3 separate regions of the Homo sapiens genome follow, and regions 1 and 2 are each linked to region 3. Evidence: chromatin loops called from intact Hi-C (ENCODE). Cell type or tissue: OCI-LY7. All regions are shown on one strand. Region 1 has its middle 76 kb from the start of DHCR7. Region 2 has its middle 27 kb from the start of DHCR7. Region 3 overlaps SHANK2 (SH3 and multiple ankyrin repeat domains 2).

Region 1 (8,000 bases), 290 kb before region 3:
AGCCTCCAGAACCATGAGCCAAATGAACCTTTGTTCTTCATATAATAAATTACCCAGTCTGTGGTATTGTTATAGCAGCAGAAAATGAAATAAGATAATCCCTATCCCTATTTGTCTTATCCCTAACTCTATCCTCATCTCATTCCTTTACCTATCACTAACCCTATCCCTCTCTGTCTCTATCCATATCCGTACCCTTATCTCTAGCTCTATCTCTATCTCTATCCTTTTCCCAATTTCTACCAGTAGGGCTGTTATACAAATGAGTGTGAAACAGCAAATGCAAGACACTTTGTAAGCGGTAAAGTTCTCAGCAAACTCAGGGAGGGGGATGCTGGCATAAACCAATGGTTCCCAAACCATCCATCAGAATCACCTGGAGGGTCGATTGAAAACAGATGGCTGGGCCCCACCCCAGCATTTCTCAATCAGCAAGAATTTCATTTCTAACAAGCTCTCAGGTGTTGGTGCCACTGCTGATCAGGGGACCAGCATTTCTTGTGGATCTCTACGGTGGTCTTTTTAGGTTATACTGGGACAGGCAAATACTTCCTGGTAGTCTCCACCACAAAAGTAGGATATACTTTGTTAACACTTACAGAATTTTTTAAAAAATGTGTTTATTAATCATGATTATGCTATGAAACAGGTACTGTATTTATTTAACCGATGGACCTAAGTTGAGTAAAAATATTTTTAAGGTGTTCAGAGATAGGGTAGAAAGTTCTAGAACTGCCTTCCTCCAACCTGGTCTTTCCCAAGAACTGACCCAAACCAGGGGCTCCCTTGGGAGCATGCCCTATCTCTGTTTGAACCCTAGCACAGTGATCCTTGGCCAACTGCAAGCCTTGGCAAGTCCTCTTTGCAAAAGCCCTGTGTCTGCACCCTGATTAGTATCACTGGCACTTGTCTGAAAGTGGGCTCTCATTCTCTCTCTTCCTCCTGCCTTTCTCCTTCTGGGCAAATTTGGACAAAAGCTGGCATCTGCTATAATTCACATCGTATGCCATGTCCTCCACCAAGGCTGTGAACAGGAGCCCGGGCATCTACAGAGGGGACTCTATGGAAAGATAAGTAACTGGAACTTGTTTTGTTTGTTTCTCAAACAAACAAAAATCATAATCCTGACTCCATTCTCCTTAATGCACTACCAAGTTCTGTAATTCAGAACAAATGATCATATTCTCACTGTACTGCCTGTTTTTCTCTAAGAAAATATTCCAAATTGATTTTTAACTCATAAGAATTAATGAAGTTGTCGACTTGGCAAAGAGACTTCTGCACTCCCACACTGATTGCTTCATTGTTCACAATAGCCAAATTATGAAATCAACCTCAGTGTCAATCAACAGATGAATGGATAAAGAAAATGTGGTATAGATATAAACAATAGAATACTATTCAGCCCTAAAAAAGAAAGAAGTCTTGTCATTTGCAATGATATGAATGAACTCGAATGACACTATATTCAGTGAAATAAACTGGGCCCAGAAAGCCAAATACTGGATGTGATATCTAAAAATGTCAAACTCATTGAAATAGAGAGTAAAATGGTAGTTATCAGGGGCTAGGGTAGGGGAGGAGGATTGAGGAGACGTTGGTCAAAGGACACTTTCAGTTAGGAGGAATGAGTTCAAGAGATCTACTGTACAACACGATGACTATAGTTAATAACAATGTCTTATATACTTGAAAATTGCTAAGAGAGTAGATTTTAAATGTTCTCATTAGGAATACATAAGTATTTGAAAAAATTATTTTTCTGCCACATATCTAAAACTAAAATAAAGTTGTTAACTTGGGGTTCATGATGGTACTACCATGTACTGTAGTGGATAGTGGGGGGCTGAGATTGGGAAATTGTGGGTGAGCGAGGGTGGAGATCAGAGGGCTTCCCCTCTATCCTAACCTACCCAGTGTCTCCCTGTTCTGCATTTCCCAGAATCCCTTGCAGCAAGCTCCTAATGGAAGCACCTGTATCTAATTGAACGCTCCTGCAGGACAAAGGCTCTGCCAGCACTGTTTGGCATTCCTGCAGGCAAGCCCCCGCACAGAGGTGTTGACCCTTCCTCCAGCAGCTTCCCTATCTGGGTGGCGTCTACAGTGGCCATCTCCTGACTCTGATGGTGGCCTGATTCTGGAGCTGGAGGAGGAGCTACAGCTTCCCAGTTGAGCAGGTGGCTTCCTGTTGGCAAAGAGGAAGCAGCTCCTTTGCTAGCTCGGTTTTGTTTTCAAAGTCGTTCCTGAATATTCAGTTCCACAACCATTTCTTCAGCCTCTCCAATGATTCTATTTGCCCCCCGTAACCTGAAACTAATTCCTTCTTGCTAAACTAGCTGCAGTGCATCCTGTTCTCTGAGACTGAGCCCCAGTGATATAGTGCAGGTATGCATTTCCCAGGGAGATACTCCATCATTCCCACCAGCTTCCTGAGAGGGCAAATATCCGAGAGAGGCTAAGAACCTCACCCACTTGTGATCCACAGGAAGTTCTGGTGGGCTAGCACTAGTGCAGATGTCCTAGAATACTTGAGGGGAATCAAATCACGCTGAACTTGTGGTAATACAGTGCTTCTAAAAAGTTCTTCTAATTTGCATTCTGCCCATCTGGAGTTTCAGTTCCTGGGTCTAATTAACACATTGCTCACCTGAAGCCATTTTCACTTTATATTCAATTCAACAATTCAATGACTTGTTTAATAAACATTCACTGAGTAAGCATTCACCGGACCCTATGCTAGGAGCTGGGGAAACAGACATACCTGCTGTAATTCCTGCCTGGGGGAGCTTAGCTGCTGCATAAGGAGGAGAAAGCCTAGAAATAAAACCACTGCATTTTAAGGCTATTATGGCCACAGCAGAAATTATGTATCAGGTGGTAAGAGGGGAGAGAGAATGAGGCAACAATGTCCTAGGAAACGTCTGTGACCACCAACTGTGGCGACTGCGAAAAGGGCTACAAATTCTTCCCCTTCCATCAGGAACTGGAAACTACTTCTTCATCCCTAGAATATGGGTTGGTCATGTGACTAGCTTTAGTCAATGGGACATTAGCAAACATGATGCAATGTTCCATGGACTAAGGGGTAAAAAGTAACTGTGCATTGGGATTCCTCTCTTGCTGTTCTTGGAAATCCTGCAGCCACCACCATGCAAACTGGCGGATGCACAAAAGACATATGGCCCAGTAACCCCCAGTAACTATATCTGACTCTCAGCTAATCAGCAGCCAACTGCCAAATGCAGGTATGAAACTACCTGACCACCAGCTGCCCACAGATGAATGAATAAGCCCAACCAAAATAAGCAGAGGAACCAGCGAGGCCCAGCCCAAGTCACTGGGCCACAGAATCATTACCTGATAAATAATTGTTCTTTTAAGCCACCAAGTGGCGGGATTGATACATCTACTCTGTGCCTAGATTTCTACTAGGCCTCCAGGCAGAGTTTCAGGAGAAATAGAAGAAATATTTCCTGTTTTCAAGGAACTAAGGCATCACATCTGAAATTTGCCTTTGGCATAGGGGACTGACTATGTCGTGGTATCCGTCTTCTGGGTCTGCCTTCTCAGTCCAGAAGAGGTCAGTAGTTGCTAACGCTCCAAGTGCTTTTGGTGTAAAAATCCATTCTCCAAAGGAGGTTGAGAATAGACTTTTCCATCATGGTCAAGGAATGAAGATGGTGGTAAGAGACTATGGCAATGAGGCAGGTATGCTGGTAGCAACAATCCCCATTGTCCTTCTTGCCAGTGTGGCCCAGAGGCTGGGGATTGAAAGGATGCTTGCTATTTGTTAGGTAGCCTGCGTGTGAATTCCAGCTTCACTCAGTATGGACAAGCTGTAATGCAAATCACTTCACCCTCCAGGGCCTGTTTCTTCTTCAGCCACATGGGCTGACAACACCAACTCCCAGGGTGTTGGAGGAGCAGATGCGTAGACATGAGTGGAGGGCTCAGCACATGCACACCCACTCCCTCTGCTCTCTCGCTGGCCCTGCAAAAGGGCAGGGAAGTGGCCCAGACTCCTTGTAATCCCAATGGTCATCTATGCCACAGATAGCCCTGGTAACTGGAAGGTTCAGTCAGAGTGGATCATTTGGTGCCTGCGAGGCCTGGCTCTCCCCACCAGGCTCCAACCTCCCTCCTCTCTTGATTCCCTGGGTCTCCTCATAGACTCCTCTCATCCTCCTTCATTTGTGCCTGTCTTTACTGCTTCTGGGGAGAGTGTCCTGCTCGCCTGGGGCCCTGGGCCTCCTTGCAATGCCACACTCTCATCCCAGCCCCACCCCCGAGTCTAGCTGGGCCCCTCTGGTAGGGTTGGGATAGAGCTGGCCAAATGAGGCCAGTGAAGGCCAGAGCTCTGGGGCAAGCAGCTTTCCTCTCTTACAAGCTGATGGTTGCAGAATGGGGCTCAGCCTACTAGAAAAAGCTGGATCTCCCTCAGGTGAAGCAGCAAACTCAGGGGGGATGGGAAGCTCTGCAAAGCCATCCCTAATGAGGCCAGCAGGGTAGTGCAGGGTACAGGACAGAGAACCAGGAACCAAGAGGCCTGAATTCTGTACCCAGCTTGGTAGTGCTGGGCCATTCTAGGACCCACACTCACACTAGGGACACAGCTCCTGCTGTTCCATGAGCTGCCCTATGGGGTCAGGACACAAATGGTGGAGCAGGAGGCCTTGCTCCCCTCCATGGGATCTGAGAGTAGAGAGCACAAAGCAGCTGCTACAGCCTAGACGTGTCTTTCAGATCTCTCGTCCTCTCTTTAAAATGTGTGCAGGTTGATACTCCTCTCCACAGTAGACCTGTTGGTTTTATGGTTAAATGTCTTAAATTACTTACCGATTAAATTATCCAATTCTTCCTCTAAAAGAAGAGTTGAAGGAAACTGACCTCTGGGAAGCTGTGCCCCATTGTCCTGAAAGTTCAGGCCCCTGCCAGGTGTCCCCAGATCAGAGGTCTTCCATCTCAGAGCAGCAGAAAAGCAGCGCCCCCAAATGGCTGCGTCTAAGTTGTGCTGAGTGTATGTTTTTCAAAACCAATGTCAGGCAGAGAGTTTTGTGCTGGTGCAGGTGTTAGAGACTGCATGACGTCTCTGGAATTGTAGGAATTTTTGTTTGTTTGGGCAGAGGATTGGAAACATGGACGGCCTGGAGTGTGGGGAGTGTGTTTTCATGCTTGCTGTGTTTCTTCTCACTTCTCATCTCGTCTGAGAATGTGGCTGCGCTCGGGAAGCAGGCTCGCCCCTGCTGCGTGGTTGGAGAAAGTGAGGAAAACACAAGTTCTCGAGGTCATGTTTTCGGAGGCCTGCAATTGACCTGAATGCAGCAGGTGGCTCTCCTTGGAAGGACAAAGCGGCCACTCAGAGGCCTCGTGTGCAGGTTTTGTCTCACCAGCTGGCACCCATGCCCAGGCTGAGCACGAGCCAACCGCTGGCTGACAGGCCCAGCTGGAGATTTTCGTTTTCCCTTTCGCAGGAGGCTGATTCGACCCTGAAAGAGGGTGAAGCGGCCTCCCAGGGAAGCTGATGCAAAGTTCAGGTGCATCATATCAAGGGACTGGTTGCAGACCACCAGCTTGTTTTCCCCCTCAGCGCTTTTCCTTGATTTTTCTGTGAGATGGAAACTTCTCCCTCCTCCAGCCAGGGCTGGGGGCTGCCAAGTGAATGGGGAGACTGGGCAGTGAGACCTACAAAACCCATAAGTGGACCTGGAGGACAGTGGCAAGGTGGGGAACCCCTGTGGGGAGCAGCAGACCAGGAAGCACTGTGCAAAGAGCACCAGGCAGGGAGCATTGGGCTAAGGAACATCAGACCAGGACCATCAATACAGGGAGCACCATGCTAGAGGCACTTACTGTTCCAGGGAGCACCAGGTCCTCACCTGGTGCTGGGCCAGAAGCACTGAGCCAAGGAGTACTGAGCCAAAAAGTACTGTGCCAAACAGTACTGCACCAAGGAGTACTGTGCCAAGGAGTACTGAGCCAAGGAGTACTGTGCCAAGGAGTACTGAGCCAAGAAGTACTGCACTAAGGAGTAGTGAGCCAAGGAGCACTGTGCTGGAGTGCACTTAGGGTTGCCTGTGAGGTCAGGGCTCTGCCCAGCAGGCCCTCATGCAGCCAGGCCTGCTGCTTCACCTTGCAGTGCTTGGTCTGGGTCTCCTCAGCCATTTTTGGGCCTGAGCCCATCATCAGGGAGGCCAGTGAGCAGCCTGGGAAGCCCTGGTCCTGCTGGAAGCTGCAGCTCCAGCTGAGGCAGATGCCCCGGTCCAGGCTGGCTGGCGATGAGGGGCTGACAGTCAGTGCTTCCTGCCCTGCTCTGCACCGCTGTGCCTCCTGCCCTGCTCTGCACCGCCATGCCTCCTGCAAAGGCACAGCTCCACAGGCCCCTCTGGCTGTGCTGCTGCCACCGTCTTTTGTTTTCAGACTGCAGGGTTAAGAGCAGATATGGTAGAGAGACTGTTGGTATCCCACACCGGTCCATCTTGGCTATGGGATGTATTGCTACACAACAAATTGCCCCAGATCTTAGCAGCTTAAGACAACAAATGTATATTAGTCCCAGTTCTGGCCCAGGGTCTCTCCTGAGCAGGATTCCCAGCCCTGAAGACTAGAGGCACCGGTGGACAGAGCTCAAATCACCACTCAGTGGGCATCAGATTGGACGTGACAGAGAAATGCATCTGAGAATCGAGACTTGGGGATTGTGGGTTCCAGCAGTGGACCTGCCTAGATGGCAGACCTGCTCATGCTCCCCTCCTCCAGGAAGCCTCCTGGGAGTACCCCACACCAGGGCAGTTCGGGGGAGTCCTCTGTCTTCACCCTCGGTACCTGCAACAGGCACCAGGTGGTGGCTGCCCGGCTGTGGCCTCACTGCGGCCCTTCAGGAGCCAGCTCTGGTGTAGACCGCAAACAACCCAGCACCTGGTCCAGCCTCTGAAGGGCTGGGTTCCACTCCTGGCTCTGCCTCGTGCTTGTCCTCTGAGCCTCAGATTCCCTATCTTTAAAGTGGGCAGGAGGGTCCCTTTGATGAGGGTCCATGCAGCGGCGGATGTGAGGTGGGTTGTTGCCTGTACACCACGGTGGATGTAGCTCCACCACGGAGGAGCAGAGTGCATGCCACCCTCACCTCTGGCTGCTGTGGCGTCACCCAGGTGCGCTCTCTGGCACCTGTGCCCTTGCAGGGATCTGATCCCACAGCAGGAGCCTCCCACAGGGGCCACTTTTACAGTTGGGCCCTCCTGCTCGAGCAAGGACGCTGAGGAGTGTGGTTGTGAATTCTTTCACACCACAGAGGGCCCCGGGCACCTGCCCTGCTCCCTGGCCTCCGTGGGGACACTTTTCGGTCAGTGCAGCCATGGCGCTTGGCTGGGGAAGCCCCCACTGCCTCAGACGTCAGGAAAGGCCGCGTTACAGCTCCTGCTGAAACACCTGCTTGCCAGACACCCCGCTTAACCTTAAGGATGAGCCCTGGAGCAGCAGCCTGCCGGCGGGGCTTCCCCCTCCAAGCCGCATCAGCCAAGGCTCTTGGCTGCCCTCCTACTCCTCTTTCACAAGTATCCAAAGAGTGGCCGCCACGTGCTGCCCCAGGAGTTTGCAATCCATGGTGGTCTTGCTGCAGCCCCCAGCTCTGGGGGTGTTTAGATGAGGTCTACAGAGCACAGGCTTTGGTGCCACAGATCTGAATTCTGAGCTCCAACTGCTTAACTATCGGGACTAGAACGGTGGGTGTATAGCATGTCCCCCCTTCCAGACGATGAAACAGGGCTCTGAGGCCTGCTGCTCGGGATGCTGTGAAGGTTGAACCAGCTGGGGCTGCACCTCGGACCACTCTCCTCCTTCCCAGCGGCACTACCACCCGACCCGCAGCTCACATGCTGTCCACAGCCCTGCAGACATTGTGTGGCCTCCTGCTGTGGTCCCTGTCCCAAGACCTGTGCCTGGCTTGGGGTGGTCTCCTAGCAAATCTTCAAGCTGGCTGAATGTCCATTGAGATCAGGAGGGGGACC
Region 2 (8,000 bases), 330 kb before region 3:
TGAGATAGGTAGGCCTCATGCTTGCCATTGGTCCCACTTAACAAGGAGGGAACAGCAGTGCCAAGTCTCAATTTTGTCCAGTTCACAGCAAGTGCAGAGCCAGCATCCTTATTGCCCAGCACTAGAGTCCTTGTGCTGAAGCACGAAGCTGTTAAGTTCTGTCTCCCACCACACTCTTTCCTTTCTTTTTTTTATTTTTGAGATGGAGTCTTTCTCTGTCACCCAGGCTGGAATGCAATGGCACGATCTTGGCTCACTGCAACCTCCACCTCCCAGGTTCAGATGATTCTCCTGCCTCAGCCTCCCGAGTAGCTGGGACTACAGGTGCATGTCACCACACCCGGCTATTTTTTTTTTTTTTTGTATTTTTTAGTAGAGATGGAGTTTCACCATGTTGGCCAGGCTGGTCTCGAACTCCTGACCTCAGGTACTCTGCCCGCCTCATCCTCCGAAAGTGCTGGGATTATAGGCATGAGCCATGGCACCCGGCCACTCTTTCCTTCCTTTACGAGGCAGGATCTTGCTCCATTGCTTAGGCTGGAGTGCAGTGGTGTGATCATGGCTCACTGTAGCCTTGGCCTCAAACTCCTGGGCTCAAGGGATCCTCCCGCCTCAGCCTCCTGAGTAGCTTGGACTACAGGTGTGTGCCACCACACTCAGATAACTTTTTAATTTTTTGTAGAATCATGGTTTTGCTATATTGCCCAGGGTGGTCTTGAATTCCTGGCTTCAAGGGATTCTCCTACCTTGGCCTCCCAAAGTGCTGGGATTACAGAAGTGAACCACAGCACCCTGCCCACACTCATGCTTATAGCCTTCTGTCTCGTTTTTTTCTGATAGAATTCTAACAGTCCCAAAGCTCTGTCCTACAGACCCTTAGCACCTAGAGCAGCAAATTTGGAGGAAAAAGAGGGTTTCCCAGTTGAGTCCCAGTGATGACAGTCAACATCTGGTTGGCCATCACGTGATGTTCACGGAGGTGGCATTAGGAACTGGTCCCTGACATATGGAAGTGAGGATGTTAAAGTCCACTACTCCAGCAGGGTGTGGTGGCGGGCACCCATAGTCCCAGCTACTGGGGAGGCTGAGGCAGGAGAATCGCTTGAGGCCAGGAGTTTGTGTACGGCCTGGGCAACACAGCAAGATTCCATCTGAGATTTGTTTTCACGTGAACGACTCCACGGAGGCCCTCTGCGTTCACTTGCCGACTGGCAGAGACAGTGCCATCATGCCTCTCAGTCAGGCTTCAGCAGTCCTGACTACCTTCTGTTTGCACAGCCTCAACTGTCAGGTTGAAATGTGCGGCGTCTCCACGCTGAGCTGCCCCGTGTCCTTCTACAGCTGCCTATTGCTGTCGTTTCAGCCCAGGTAAATGTCCCGCCCATGTAAGTGAGCTGCACCTTCCTCTGCCCTTGCCTTGTCCCAGCCAGACGACCTGGACCCTCCTTCTGCCTGCTCCACACATGTGGCTACCTCTCCAGTATCCCCAGGATACCTCCCACGCCTCCCCTGCTCACAGCTGAGGGCAGGGATGCTCCATACTTCGAGCTCTCTTCAGCCTCCCAGTTTCTTGGCCATCCCGGCAAAAGTCTTAGGGCCGCTGTTGTCCTTGGTAGGACAGATCGCTGGAAGGTCACACACTCCAAAACAACCATAAGGATGGTGATAGATAAAGTAGAAACACGAGCATAAAAGCAAAAAGGTAATATTCTGGGGCTGCTGCTGCCAGGGACTGATGCCCACACAGGGCGGGGCCCCTAAGATCACGGCTGTGTTACAGCACATTGCCATTATTGCGCATGATGGTGGCCTGAGCTACCCAGAAGAGGCCACCTGACACCCAGCATCCCTGCTCAGGAAGGCAGGCAGTTTTGTAATGCCCTTTAGAGATCTTGGTGCATTTAAAAACATCCTGCTCTACTTAGTTTTTGTTAACCGGATTATTCAGTTATAGGGAATGATTCATTCTCTAATGAAAAGAGCAGAAGGGTTGTGGGTGGGTTGCATTATAGGTGATTTTCAAAGAGTTCTTTGTTTCAGTAGCTCTGGTTTGGCCTAGATGTTTTCACTGTTTAAGTCTTTCAGAATCTTTTTTTTTTTTAATTTTTAAATAGGAAGTGAGAACATCCCCGAGCAAGACCAACAATTGCTGAATAAACACAAACCCCCTTGAGAATCACGCCGACAGGTGCTATCTCTTCACCTGGGGATTGCAAAGGTGAGAGAGGAGGCCAGTGCCTCCCTGTGTCTGGAGAATCATATAGGGGTTGCTCTGGGAGTTTTAAGTTTCTCCTGAGTGAAAGTTAGTGGTTTTACATGTTCTCTTGATGCTACTTTTTACCTCTTCCTCCGGCTACTAAAAAAGCTTTCCTTGTAGGTGAAAATGGAACCGAATTAGTTCTGTGATCTTGTTCCATTCTAAAAGGGATTTGATTTTCCATTCATTCATCCCAAAACTGTTGCATACCTACTATGTGCCAGACTTTATTCTGGCCAGAAAAGATTCTTGATGTTACTGGAATTCAGTAATTTCTGTGGGCATGTGCTCAAAAGCAGGCTGCAAAGTCCTGGAGCCAGGGGTCCTGGCAGAACTCTTAGGAGAGGGATGGGTTTCTGTAACATGTCTGACACAGACCAGCAAGGCCACATTTAAACCAAGGCTGTGTGTGTGTGTTTTTTTAATTTAAATTTTAATTTTAAGTTCCTGGGTACATGTGCAGGACGTGCAGGTTTGTCACATAGGTAAACGTATGCCACGGTGATGTGTTGCACCTATCAACCCATCACCTTGTTATTAAGCCCCACGTGCATTAGCTATTTATCCTGATGCTCTCCGTTCCCCCACCCCACCCCCTGACAGGCACCAGTGTGTGTTACTCCCCTCCTTGTGTCCATGTGTTCTCATTGTTCAGCTCTCACTGATAAGTGAGAACATGCAGTGCTTGGTTTTCTGTTCTTGTGTTAGTTTGCTGAGGATAATGGCTTCCAGCTCCATCCATGTCCCTGCAAAGGACATAATCTCATTCCTTTTCATGGCTGCATAGTATTCCATGGTGTATATGCACCAGATTTTCTTTATCCAGGTATGTTTATTAAGGGGAAGGCCCAACCATGCATTGTGTGCGGCCACCTGGTGAATGAAAAGCAGGTTGGTATTTTCTTCCAAATACACATATGTATATATAGGTATATATATATTTACATGGGTAAATTGCATGTCGCAGGGGCTTGGGGTACAGATTATTTCATCATCCAGGTAATAAGCATAGTACTTGATAGGTAGTTTTTTGATCCTCACCCTCCTCCCGTCCTCCACCCTCAAGGGGGCCCCACCCTTTATTGTTCCCCTCTTTGTGTCCATGTGTACTCAATGCTTAGCTGTCTCTTATAACTGAGAACATGTGGTATTTGGCTTTCTGTTCCTGCATATATATATATACACATTATATATATATATATATATATATATATACATTTTATATATATATATACATTATATATATATATACACATTATATATATATATATATGTGTGTGTGTGTGTGTGTGTGTGTGTGTGTGTGTGTGTGTTTCAGTAGCTCTGGTTTGGCCTAAATGTTTTCACTGTTTAAGTCTTTCAGAATCTTTTTTTTTAAATTTTTAAATAGGAAGTGAGAACATCCCCGAGCAAGACCAAAAATTGCTGAATAAACACAAACCCCCTTGAGAATCACGCCAAGAGGTGCTGCCTCTTCACCTGGGGATTGCAAAGGTGAGAGGGGAGACGAGTGCCTCCCGGTGTCTGGAGAATCATATGCGGGTGTGCTGCCTTTGGAGCACAAATATATATATATACATATTTGAAATTCACAAACGTTTGCATTTCTCGCCAGCGACACAAGCCGGCTACCACTGCTGAAAGTGAGGCGGCCTCCAGTCAAGGTCTAGGGACTTGACCTGGTTTGATCTGGCTACACTCCCACTGCTCAATTTAGACTCTGCCCAGACTAACAGCGAGAGTGTAGCCAGATCCAGACCTTACCAACACGCTCCTTCCTCCCCTGTCCTACCAAGCTGGAATTCACTGTCAATATCCTCCATAGAAGACAGAGTTGGCTTCCAACAGTATCAGGGGATGCAGGCAAAGGGGGTGATGGGGCCTGAGATAAGTTTCAGTTCAGCATACAGGGGGCATCTGTGCCTGAATGACCAACCTTGGTAACTGGTATGACTTACTGTTCTCACTGAAAATACTACAGCTCTCCAAGTTGGAAAACAACATCAAGAATCTTTTCTGGCCAGAATAACGTCTGGCACATAGTAGGTATGCAACAGTTTCGGGATGAATGAATGGAAAATCAAATCCTAAGAGGAAGCTTCCTTCCAGACTGATCATACGTCATTGTCATAGGTGTCTCCATTGAAACACTCCACCAGGAGTGGGCAAACTGATTCTGAAAAGGGCCAGTGAGTAAATATTTGGGGCTTTGTAGGTCAGGAGGTCTCTGCTGCGATTACTCACCTCTGCCATTGCAGCGAGAAAACAACCGCAGACAATAAACACAGAATTAAATCAGCATGTTCCAATACAACTTTATTTACTAAAGCAGTCGGTTGGCCAGATTTGGCGTGTGGGCCACAGTTTGCCAACCCCTGCGCTAGACACGCTCACCATTCCTATAGGACAGAGACTGCGTTCCCCATCCCCTTAGGACCCAGAACTAGATGTTTTAATTAAGTACGTACATATTAAAACTGCCTCTCCCTTTTACGATTCTGTTTTAAGAACTTTAAAAAATGTTGCAAAATTCTTAGGTATTATGTGAGGGGTAGGTTGAAAGGCTGAAAGTACCAACCTTGCGTCAGAGGGAATAGTGTGTGAAGCCATTTCCTTCCTGAAACTTGGATTTGGGACTGAGGCGTGAGAATTGTGCTCTAGGGAACAGCCACCAGGGGGAGCACAGTGCACACAGAAGTAACCTGCTTTGCACCAAGAAACCAGCGGTGAAATCTAGAGGCTCAAAGGTGCAGGCTACTCATGGGATGTGCTGCGTGCTCACTTGGGGTACAGGAGCTGGGATTCTGGGTGCAAGTGAGGGAGCAAGATGCTGTTTTCTCATGCTCTACCCTTCCAGAGGTTTCGTGGTTTTGATTTGTGTGCGTATTACTTCTGCAAATATATGCTTAAGTATTGTACGTGTGATGTCGTCAGGACTAGACCAAGACGCATAGCACCCAGGGGAACAAGCTTCAGCCCAAATTACTTACGTTAATTGACTGATATGTGTTTAGGGAAGGGGCTGAGTGCTATGAGGGGGAGCAGAGGGAGTTCAGCTTCACCCGGATCCCCCGAAATTCAGTTCAGGGTCCACCTGCACACCCCATCAAGCCCTCCAGGCAAAGCATGGTATCATCCACACAGGACCGTTTTCCAGCTTTCTGTTGCTACCCAAACATATCCCTTGGCCCAAATGACCACATTTTCATCCAGTGGAACCAGGAATACTATACAGCAGTGAAAAACAAACCACAGCTACACACATCAACATGGGTGCACCACCAGAGGACGAATACAATAAACAGGCCACAGGAAAAACATACGAGGTGGTTATTTTATTTGCAGAAAGCCCCAAATCAGGCAAAACCAATGTCTTCTCTAGGGATATATCCAGGTGTGGCAAAAGTGCTAAAAAGAGCAAGAGAATTATTAAGCAAAATGTTAGGGTGCTGGATATCATTGGGAGGAAGATCTAAACAGGAAGTGTGGAGAATATGTGATGTCTTATACTGGGTAGCAGGTTATTAACTTATTTATTGAAACAAGGCCAGGTGAGGTGGCTTACACCTATAATCCCAGCATTTGGGAGCCTGAGGTGGGAGGTTAGCTTGAGGCCAGGAGTTCAGGACCAGCCTGGGTAATATGGCAAGACTCTGTCTCTACAGAAAAAAAAAAAAAAAATTAGCCAGGCATGGTGTTGTGCACCTGTAGTCTCAGCTACTCGGGAGGCTGAGGTGGGAGGATCATGTGAGCCCCCAGGATGTGGAAGCTGCAGTGGGCTATGATCACGCCATTGCATTCCAGTCCAGCCTAGTGACATAGCAAGGCTCTGTCTGTTAGAAAAAAATAAGGCCAGGTGTGATGGTTCAGGCCTGTAATCCCAGCACTGTGGGAAGCTAAGGCTGAGGTTTGAGACCAGCTGGCGCAACATGGCGAAATCCTGTTTCTACTAAAAATACAAAATATTAGCCAGGTGTGGTGGTGCATGCTTGTAGTTCCAGCTACTCAGGATACTAAGGTGGGAGGATTGCTTGAGCCTGGAAGGTCAAGGCTACGGCGAGCTTTGATGGTTCCACTGCACTCCAGCCTGGGCAACGCAGCCAGACTCTGTCTCAAAAAAAAAAAAAAGTCATCCCTAACATTTATATACATTACATATATCTTGTTTTATATCATAATAACATAGTATAAAATAAAAATAGAAATAATCCTTTCTGCATGTGTATCTCAGGGTGCAGCCCTGGGGAGACAGAGAAGCTTAGATCTGGGGAAGCTCTCATCTGGCCGATAGGGTTTGCAGTGTGGCTTTCTAGAAGCTGTAAGGGTGAATGAACCGCAGATGCTCAGCCCCACCCAGAGAACTGCAGCTGGTGTGGAAAGTAGAGTGGGAGGCATGACAAGTGACAGCTGTAGTGAGAGACGTCGGGTCTGGAACACAGTGACTCAAGGCAGAGGACTGTCCCAGGGTACGGGATCCAGGCTGATGCCCATGTGCCACTGCACTGCTGGCTCAGATGCCCCCGTGACCCCTGCAGCTCCCGGGGCTCCTGGGAATGCTACTGGCGGTGCCCCACACTGGGTGGTAGCTGCCTTTGTATTTACCCAGCCATGCCTTGACTCCCTGAGCACTGGGCTGCTTCCAGCTCTTCATTCCAGCACCTGTAGGAAGCATCTGTGGATGCTTGTGGGCGGGATCGGCCACCATGTTACCTGCTCTTTGCAGGAAAGCCTGGCCTTTTACATCCCAGGCCTAGGACTTGTCCCAGTTTGACCAGGACTGAGAAGTTTTTGGGGACATGGCTTCTTCAATGTTGAAACTGGAAAAAACCAAACCAGGATGAGGTGGTTATTTCACCCAGACTTTGGTACTCAAATGTAAGGGCTTGGTTTGGCTAGGACTGATTGTGTGTCACAGCAGCACGCCACATATCCTGTATGCCTTCTGTAAACCCTCCATTTATTTTGGAAGGAACAGTCATCCCGTGTCTCCCACTGCCAGCTCCTGGGGGCTGCCAGCGTTTTACTGAGTGGCTCTCAGCTGCCTCCAATCTTGCTAAGGGCAGATTAAACTAGTAAAATGGGACTTGAGAGCAATTCTTCCTCCCTGAAAGGCTAGAGTGAGGACACGAGAACACGCTTTTCAGACTGGAGAGTCAACAATCACAACAGATTTCTGTAACTGAAGGTGGTGGTTTTCTTGTCTTATCTTCGACTGGAGGGCATCAGACTTACCTGGGGGTCTTCTTAGACTAAGATTGCTGGGCCCCCACCCAGCGTTTCTCATTCAGGGGATCTGGGATGAGGACTGCGGACTGCATTTCTAACAAATGAAGCTAATTTTGATGGTCTGGGGTCCGCACTTTGAGAACTGTTGTCACAGTGTTAAGGGATACAGTCTAGATGAGGGGTTGTCAGACTTTTTCTACAAGGGGGTCACATAAGAAATATTTTAGGTTTTGTGGGTGATATGGTTTGGATCTGTGTCCCCACCCAAATCTCATGTGGAATTGTAATCCCCAATGCTGGAGGTGGGGCCTGCTGGGAGGTGATTGGATCCTGGGGGTGGAATACCCCCCTTTGGTGCTATTCCTGATAGAGTTCTCATGAGATCTGGTTGTTTAAAAGTGTGTGGCATCTCCTTCCTCTCTCTCCCTCCTCCTCTGGCCATTAGGATGACCCTGCCTCCCCTTCACCTTCCACCATGATTGTAACTTTCCTGTGGCCTACCTGGAAGCCAGCACCA
Region 3 (8,000 bases):
CTGGCTGATACACCCTGAATGTAGAAGCAGCAGGACACACACACACACACACACACACACAGAGGTTGTGTTTCTCTGGAGAGCCCTGGCTGATACACCCTGAATGTAGAAGCAGCAGGACACACACACACACACACACACACACACACACACACACACGTAGTGTTTCTCTGGAGAACCCTGGCTGATACACCCTGAATGTAGAAGCAGCAGGGGACACACACACACACACACACACACACACACACACAGAGGTTGTGTTTCTCTGGAGAGCCCTGGCTGATACACCCTGAATGTAGAAGCAGCAGGACACACACACACACACACACACACACACAGAGGTTGTGTTTCTCTGGAGAACCCTGGCTGATACACCCTGAATGTAGAAGCAGCAGGACACATACACACACACACACACACACACACACAGGTTGTGTTTCTCTGGAGAACCCTGGCTGATACACCCTGAATGTAGAAGCAGCAGGATACACACACACACACACACACACACACGTTCTGTGTCTCTGTAGAACCCTGACTGATATATCCTGAATGTGGAAGCAGCAGGTGAATTCTTGCACAGCACTCGGAGGTTTTTGGGTTGGGGGAGCTGCTTCCCCTCCTCAGTCTCCTGCCCTGCCCTCGCTTTGTCCCTGGTGGAAACTCGCCAGTGTTTCTGTCCTTGTTCCCTCCTCCTTCCTCCCCTTGACCTCTTCCCCCTTTGTCAACCAACGGTTCCAGCCCCAGATGGCCCTGCCATCCCTCGGCTGTGTGTCAGTGTCAGGCCTGGCCCTTCTGAGCCTCTCCACAGCATCTGGCCCTGGCCACGCTCATTCCCTGGCCCCCTCCTCATTTGTGTCTGAGCTGTTTCAGGGGGTCCCCAAGAGGTCTCCTGGCCTGACCACGCTCGCCTCTTCACGCCTGACCCACTTCCAGCCATTCCGGGTGCACCACAGACCCTACCCACTGCTAATGGGTGCTCATCAGCCACAAACGTCGTCTACTGGGTGTGAGCCCCAGCCATGTGTCTCGGTGTCCTGAATACACAGCCTGCAGCAGTGAACAGAAATGCCTGATGCAAGCCCCTGGTGTTCCCGTGGGGGGAAACCAGACATGAGATAGAAAGACGAACATAAATTACACACACACACACACTCGCACGCACGCATGTACATACAGGTCCACATGTGCGTGGACATGCTTCTGAGCAGGCCTGACAGTGTTCTGTATTTCTGGGCACTGGTGCTCATGCAGTGGCCATGCAGACGCTCACGCCCTGAGACATGGCCCCGTTCCTCTGCCCGTCTCCTCTCCTTGCTGCGCTTGGCTGTCAGCTCTGTGCTGGTGTTTTTGAGGCCAAGCCCGTCTGCATGGCGTGAGCTTCGGCTCCTGTTGAGGATGTGGAAGAGGCAGCTCCCGAAGGAGAATCTCAGCTGTGTTGGGAGCTGTCCCAAGCTTCCAAGGTGACCTGCTTGGAAAAGGGCAGTTCTTGGGACTGCCAAAGCGCTAATGAGCTTGGTTTTTAAAACTCACTAGGCTGATTTGAGGTCAAGGTCAAGTTCAGGACGAGGGGCGGCCCCTGGTGGGGTGGTGCAGTCACCCACAAGGTCAAGTTCAGGATGAGGGGAGGCCCCTGGTGGGGTGGTGCAGTCACCCACAAGGTCAAGTTCAGGACGAGGGGAGGCCTCTGGTGGGGTGGTGCAGTCACCCACAAGGTCAAGTTCAGGACGAGGGGAGGCCTCTGGTGGGGTGGTGCAGTCACCCACAAGGTCAAGTTCAGGACGAGGGGCAGCCCCTGGTGGGGTGGTGCAGTCACCCACAAGGTCAAGTTCAGGATGAGGGGCGGCCCCTGGTGGGGTGGTGCAGTCACCCACAAGGTCAAGTTCAGGATGAGGGGAGGCCCCTGGTGGGGTGGTGCAGTCACCCACGAGACATTTCTACCAGCAAACATGGCTGGGCGAGGGGCGGGAGTCATGGAACCCTGAACACCCACATCTTTCTCGAGTCTCACAGGGTCTCCACCGAACAGCTGCCGGCCCCCAGGGGACAAGGCTGAGTTGTGAGTCTCTAAGAGACATGGACGTTGGGGACGTCCCTCCCGCCTGGCCAAATGGATAATGAGTCTTGTTCTCAGTCAACTCAAAGTCGGTGATTCACGTGAACAGAACTGTCATTTGATGTCGCTGGATGACACCATAGAAACCACTCAATGTTGTTTGTGTGTTCAGGTGTGATGAGTTCTCCAGAAAAACAGAACCAATAGGGTGTGCACATGCATGCATGTGTGTGTGTGTACAGATACAGAATTTTTTAAAATAGTATTTTGAAGAATTGGCTCATGCAGTGGTGGAGCTGCAAGTCCAAAATCTGCAGGGCAGGCTGGAGACCCAGGAAGAGTTGATGCCGCTGCGGGGATCCTGTTTGTCTCTGGCAGAATCTCTTCCTCCTCAGGGGACCTCAGTCTTTTTTCTCTTGAGGCCTCCAACTGATTGGATGGGGCCCACCCACATTATGGAGAATCATCAATTTAGTCTACTGGTTTTGAGAGCAGTCACTGACTTCATGAAGACAGGAGCGCCCAAGGAAGAGGAAGGTTTAAATTCAGGTTTCCTTTAGTGAATGAGTCCTCCAGGCACAGGACAGAGGCGTCTCTTTGTAAAAATAGTCAAATGCAGCCAGGTGCGGTGGCTCACGCCTGTAATCCCAGCACTTTGGGAGGCTGAGGCAGGTGGATCACCTGAGGCCAGCAGTTCGAGACCAGCCTGGCCAACATGGTGAAACCCTGTCTTACTAAAAATACAAAAATTAGCCAAGTGTGGAGGTACCACGCCTGTAATTCCAGCTACTTGAGCGGCTGAGGCGTGCAAATCGCTTGAACCCAGCAGGCAGAGGTTATAGTGAGCCGATATTGCGCCACTGCACTTCAGCCTGGACAATAAGAGCAAAACTACAACAACAACAACAACAACAACAAAACCAGCTAAATGCGTATGGGACCCGAAGCTCGCTTGTTCTCTGTGAGAATGCCTGCTTGAATTTGTGTTTTCCAGACATGTCTTCCCTTTAGACATCACAGTGCTCTGGTTGCATTGCTGTTTTCCTGTTGAGCTCTGAAGGTGTGATGCAGGCTAAAACCTCCTTAAACGTGGAGTAGTTCACAGAGTCCTGAATCCAGCCGCCAGCCCTTTTGCCAGAATAGCCCCTGTGTCTCAACTTTGGGGATTCCTGGAGCTCCGTCCTTTCCCCTCCCACACCCCTCCTTTTTCCTTTTTCCTGCCCTCTCTCCCAACCAGGCAAATGTCTCCGGGCCCATCTCTCCAGCTGGCCCTGGGATGGAGGTAACGGTGGAGGCTGGCAGGAGCCCTGACCATCAGTCACTCACTGCAGCTCTCAGCTGTGACTCCTGGCCTGCAAAGGGCCAGGTTCTGTCCCTGAGGCCCTGCGCTTTGCATTCAGAGCCTGGCTGTCCCAGAGCCACCCGGCCACCTTGGTCCCGGGGCCTGAGCCTGTGCAGCTGCACTGGTACCTTGGAGGCTTGAGCTCTGGGGCAGTGCACCTGCTCCCACCTCAGCTTAGAAAATGTGGAGCAGGGTTTGGAAAGCCAGCCAGGTGCGTTCACTGCCCTCTGGTGGTCTGCTGCCTGTTCATGAAAGGCCCGGAAAGCCATTTTCTCCCCTGCTAAAGATTCTCAGTGATAATGTGAAGCAACTTTGCCTTCGCGAGCCTCCTCTCATTCATCTGCAGGGCCCTTGTGCCTATCAGATGATAAGGGACGGAGCAGATAAGGGATGGGTGCGGGTGCCCTGCACGGGCCTGCAGGAGCAGCGGACAGTGCCGCCTGCCTCCCAGATCATCCTCATAAGTGCTCACATTTACCCTGCCAAGTGGCCCGGTAAATGCCACAGTGCGGGTCTCAAGTCCATCTCTAGCAGGATCTCATCCTTCTCAGGGGACCTCAGTCTTAAGGCCTTCAACTGATTGGATGGGGCCCACTCAATATTATGGAGAATCATCTGCTTAACTCCAAGTCTAATGATATATATATTATTATATATAATATATTTATATATATTTATATTATATATTATATATAATAAATTATGTATTACATAATTATATAACAAATTATATATTACATAATTATATATAATATAATATATAAATTATAAATATATAATATGTATTATATATTATAAATAATATATCATATATCATATATTATAAATGTATATCATATATAATATAACATATACTATATCTTATATAACATATATAATATAACATATACTATATCTTATATAACATCTTATATAACATATATAATATAACATATATAATATATAACATATATAACATAATATATTATATAATTTAATATATTATATAACATAATATATTATATAATTTAATATATTATATAACATAATATATTATATAATTTAATATATTATATAACATAATATATTATATAATTTAATATATTATATAACATAATATATTATATAATTTAATATATTATATAACATAATATATTATATAATATATTATATAACATATTATATAATATATATAACATATAATATGTTATATATAATAATATATAACATAATATAATATATAACATAATATATATAATATATAACATAATATATATAACATATTAATATATAACAATTTATTATGTTATATTAATATATAATTAATATATATATTAAGGTTATATAAATATATAATATATTAAAATAACAATATATATTATTGTTGTATAATATTATTATATAATATAACATAATATATTATGTTGTATCATATATTATATAATATAAATATAATATATATTATATAACATAATATATTATATAATATATTATATTTTATATAATATAATATATATAACATATAATATGTTATATATTATATTATATATATAACATATATAATATAATATATAACATAATATATTATATATATTATAATATATAATATAATATATATTTAATATATATATTATATAATATATTATATAATATATATTTTATATAATATAATATGTTATATATTTTATATAATATAATATATAGCATATATAATATAACATATATATTATATATTATATAACATATATATTATATATATATATATATTTAAGATGGAGTCTTGCTCTGTTGCCCAGGCTGGGGTGAAGTGGGGCAATCTTGGCTGATTGCAACCTCCGCCTCCTGAGTTCAAGCAATTCTCTTGCCTCAGCCTCCCAAGTACCTGGGATTAGAGGCGTGTGCCACCACGCCCAGCTAATTTTGTATTTTTAGTAGAGACAGGGTTTCAACATGTTGGCTAGGCTTGTCTCGAACTCCTGACCTCAAGTGATCTGCCCTCCTCAACCTCCCAAAGTGCTGGGATTACAGGAGTGAGCCACCATGCCTAGCCTAAAGTCTACTGATTTTGAGAGCTGTCACTGATATCATTAAAACAGGAGTGCTCCTGGAAGAGGAACATTTAATTTCAGATTTCCTTTAATGAACAAACCCTTCCAGGCACATGACAGAGGCTTGTCTTTGTAAAAATGGTCAAATGTGTATAGGACCCGTAGCAAACCCAGGCACATGACAGAGGCTTGTCTTTGTAAAAATGGTCAAATGTGTATAGGACCCGTAGCAATTTGGGGGCATTCATTGTCCTGAGCTGCTTTAATTGCACTATGATTCTATATCCTCAGAGCTGGTTACTTCTCATTGCTGTTTCCCATATGAGTTCACAGGCCCAGAGAGGGCAGGTAACTTGCCCAAGGCCACGGAGCAAGCAGTTGGCTGAGCTGGATTCACTCCTGGCCTGTCTCTTACCAGAAGCCTGGTTCTCTATGCTGCCTGTAGGGTTCTCACATCCAAACCACTCACAGCACATTTGTGGCAGAAGAAATTACAGGGGCAGGTGGGTTTTCCTGGACCTCACTGGGCTGTGCCTGGCTCTGCCCTCTCGGGAGAAGCACCTCCGAGCTCTCAGGCTGATGGGCTTTGCATTTAAAGTCTGTGTCTCTGTTCTAGCACCTGGAGAATGGACAGCCCTGTCCCAGGGTTCTGGGCGTTCATCGTGTGGGAGAGCCTGCGCGGCCACAGCCAGGCCTGCTCACAGATGCTGCAGGTGTACTCCAGGGTTCCCCAGGCCGCTGCTTTCCCATCATTGTCTCAGGCCAGGTGCACATGGCCTAAGGACACATTTCAGATCCACCCTCCACTTCACACAGTGGGGATATGCCCCATCCCCACAGGCTGATGTTAGAAGAGCCCCATTTGAGCTCAGGCTGTCTGCAAATTATCTTAAAAGTTGTTATTCGGGCCGGGTGCGGTGGCTTATGCCTGTAATCGCAGCACTTTGGGAGACCAAGGCGGGCAGATCACGAGGTCAGGAGATCGAGACCATCCTGGCTAACACGGTGAAACCCCATCTCTACTAAAAATACAAAAAAAATTAGCAGCAAGTGATGGCTGGTGCCTGTAGACCCAGCTACTCGGGAGGCTGAGGCAGGAGAATGGCATGAACCCAGGAGGCAGAGCTTGCAGCGAGCTGAGACTGCGCCACTGCACTCCAGCCTGGGAGACAGAGCAAGACTCTGTCTCCCCCCCCCAAAAAAAAGTTGTTATTCAAATTACCCTGTTTTGTTTTGTTTTTGATTACCAAAAAATTACCCATGCATCATGGAAATCTTGGAAAATACAAAGAAGTATAAAGAAGCAAGTTAAGAAACACCCCAATGCATTCCCACAACCCAAGGACATCAGGGGTCAGATTTGGGGGTATTCATTCTGTATTTTTAATTGCTAAAGACTTTTACATCCACCGTGCAACTTCACAGCACGCTGGCCCTGGCCACAGGGGGTGTGGTCCTGGAGAGGATGCCGCTTGGTGAGGGATCCAGACCCTGCGTTTCCATGTGCTGAACCCCGGTACCTTCCTTGGGGCAAAGCCTGGCTCTCTCCCTCCCTCTCTGAGTTTGACTCAGTATCTTCGGGATGAGGGACTCTCCTCATGCTGTCTGTTGGCCATATTCTGGCCTGGGTGTTATGCAGCCTGGGGTTGCAAACCCACCTCATCGCTCGCTGGCTCACCTGAGCAAGTGCCCCACCCTCTCTGAGCTTGTGTGCTAATCTCTCAGGTTGGCTGAGTAACAGTTTGTAGAGCTCTGGAGACAGCTATGACAGAATTTACGTGAGGCATTTTCTGCAGTGCCCGGCATAGACCAGGTGCTTAATAAATGTCCCTATCATTATTGTCATCATCTGTCCCCCCATCATCATCCTCATTGTCATCATTGTCATCATCATGTGGCCACGTCTGACGTCATCATTAGAAGTAAATAATACATTAGGCTGGGCACAGGGGCTCACACTATAGTCCCAGCAGTTTGGGAGGCTGAGGCAGGCAGATCACTTGAGCCTAGAAGTTCAAAACCAGCCCAGCCAACATGGCAAAACTTGTCTCTACCAAAAATACAAAAATTAGGGCATGGTGGCACATTCCTGTAATCCCAGCTACTTTGGAGGCTGAGGTGGGAGGACCCCCTGAGCCTGGAGGTGGAGGCTGCAGTGAGCCAAGATTATGCCACTGTACTCCAGCCTGGGCAACCAGAGTGAGAACCTGTTTCAGAAGGGTTGGGGGGGGGGCGGGCGTTAAGAAACAATCCGTTGTATTCAGAGAGTGCCTACCACACCTGCTCCCAGCCCCTCGTTTGATTTTGCTCCCATTGTGCAATGGGTGTGACATCAGTCTGAATGTTGTTACTGGCTGCTATTTGTTATTTATCGCATTTAAATGAAGAGTGTCCGCCTTAAAGAAATAGTTTCGGGCCACAGTGACTTCTCCTCTCCTCCTGCTCCAGGCTGCCCCCTGCCCATCCCTGGCCGGATGCCCTCAGCTCTTGAGCCTCTCTGGGCCCCACGGCGAGGGGACAGGCCCCTGATCCTCCCAGGCCTGTGGGAGGTTCTTTGCTGGAGCCCCACGTTATG

What was found. A loop is a pair of places that touch in the nucleus more often than their neighbours do. Peaks named below come from ENCODE experiments on the same cell type or tissue, not always from the same donor. Only the 100,000 strongest peaks of a DNase experiment are listed, where the experiment ranks them.
Region 1: it touches region 3 in a loop (20-fold over the local background); 15 of 110 quality-filtered maps call a loop at or near these places.
Region 2: it touches region 3 in a loop (22-fold over the local background); 11 of 110 quality-filtered maps call a loop at or near these places.

What each region holds. Positions count from the first base shown.
Region 1 is chr11:71,368,495-71,376,494 of GRCh38, reverse strand. No RefSeq gene overlaps it. Among named protein-coding and RNA genes, the nearest start is that of DHCR7, 76 kb to the left of the region's middle. RefSeq lists a silencer at 2,553-2,602. In OCI-LY7, CTCF peaks have their summits at 3,332, 3,533 (motif pointing right), 4,776 and 4,977 (motif pointing left); DNase peaks (open chromatin) are centred at 2,214, 2,574, 3,254 and 4,984; H3K4me3 peaks cover 2,852 bases; H3K27ac peaks cover 3,751 bases.
Region 2 is chr11:71,417,552-71,425,551 of GRCh38, reverse strand. It overlaps the pseudogene ACTE1P. Among named protein-coding and RNA genes, the nearest start is that of DHCR7, 27 kb to the left of the region's middle. RefSeq lists a silencer at 2,001-2,050. In OCI-LY7, CTCF peaks have their summits at 1,992, 4,715 and 4,915 (motif pointing right); DNase peaks (open chromatin) are centred at 1,861, 2,141, 4,971, 6,611 and 1 weaker place; H3K4me3 peaks cover 1,112 bases; H3K27ac peaks cover 3,466 bases.
Region 3 is chr11:71,082,602-71,090,601 of GRCh38, reverse strand. The region is part of intron 8 of SHANK2 (SH3 and multiple ankyrin repeat domains 2); the gene reads left to right. Among named protein-coding and RNA genes, the nearest start is that of SHANK2, 170 kb to the left of the region's middle. In OCI-LY7, CTCF peaks have their summits at 3,606 (motif pointing left) and 3,636 (motif pointing left); a DNase peak (open chromatin) is centred at 3,631.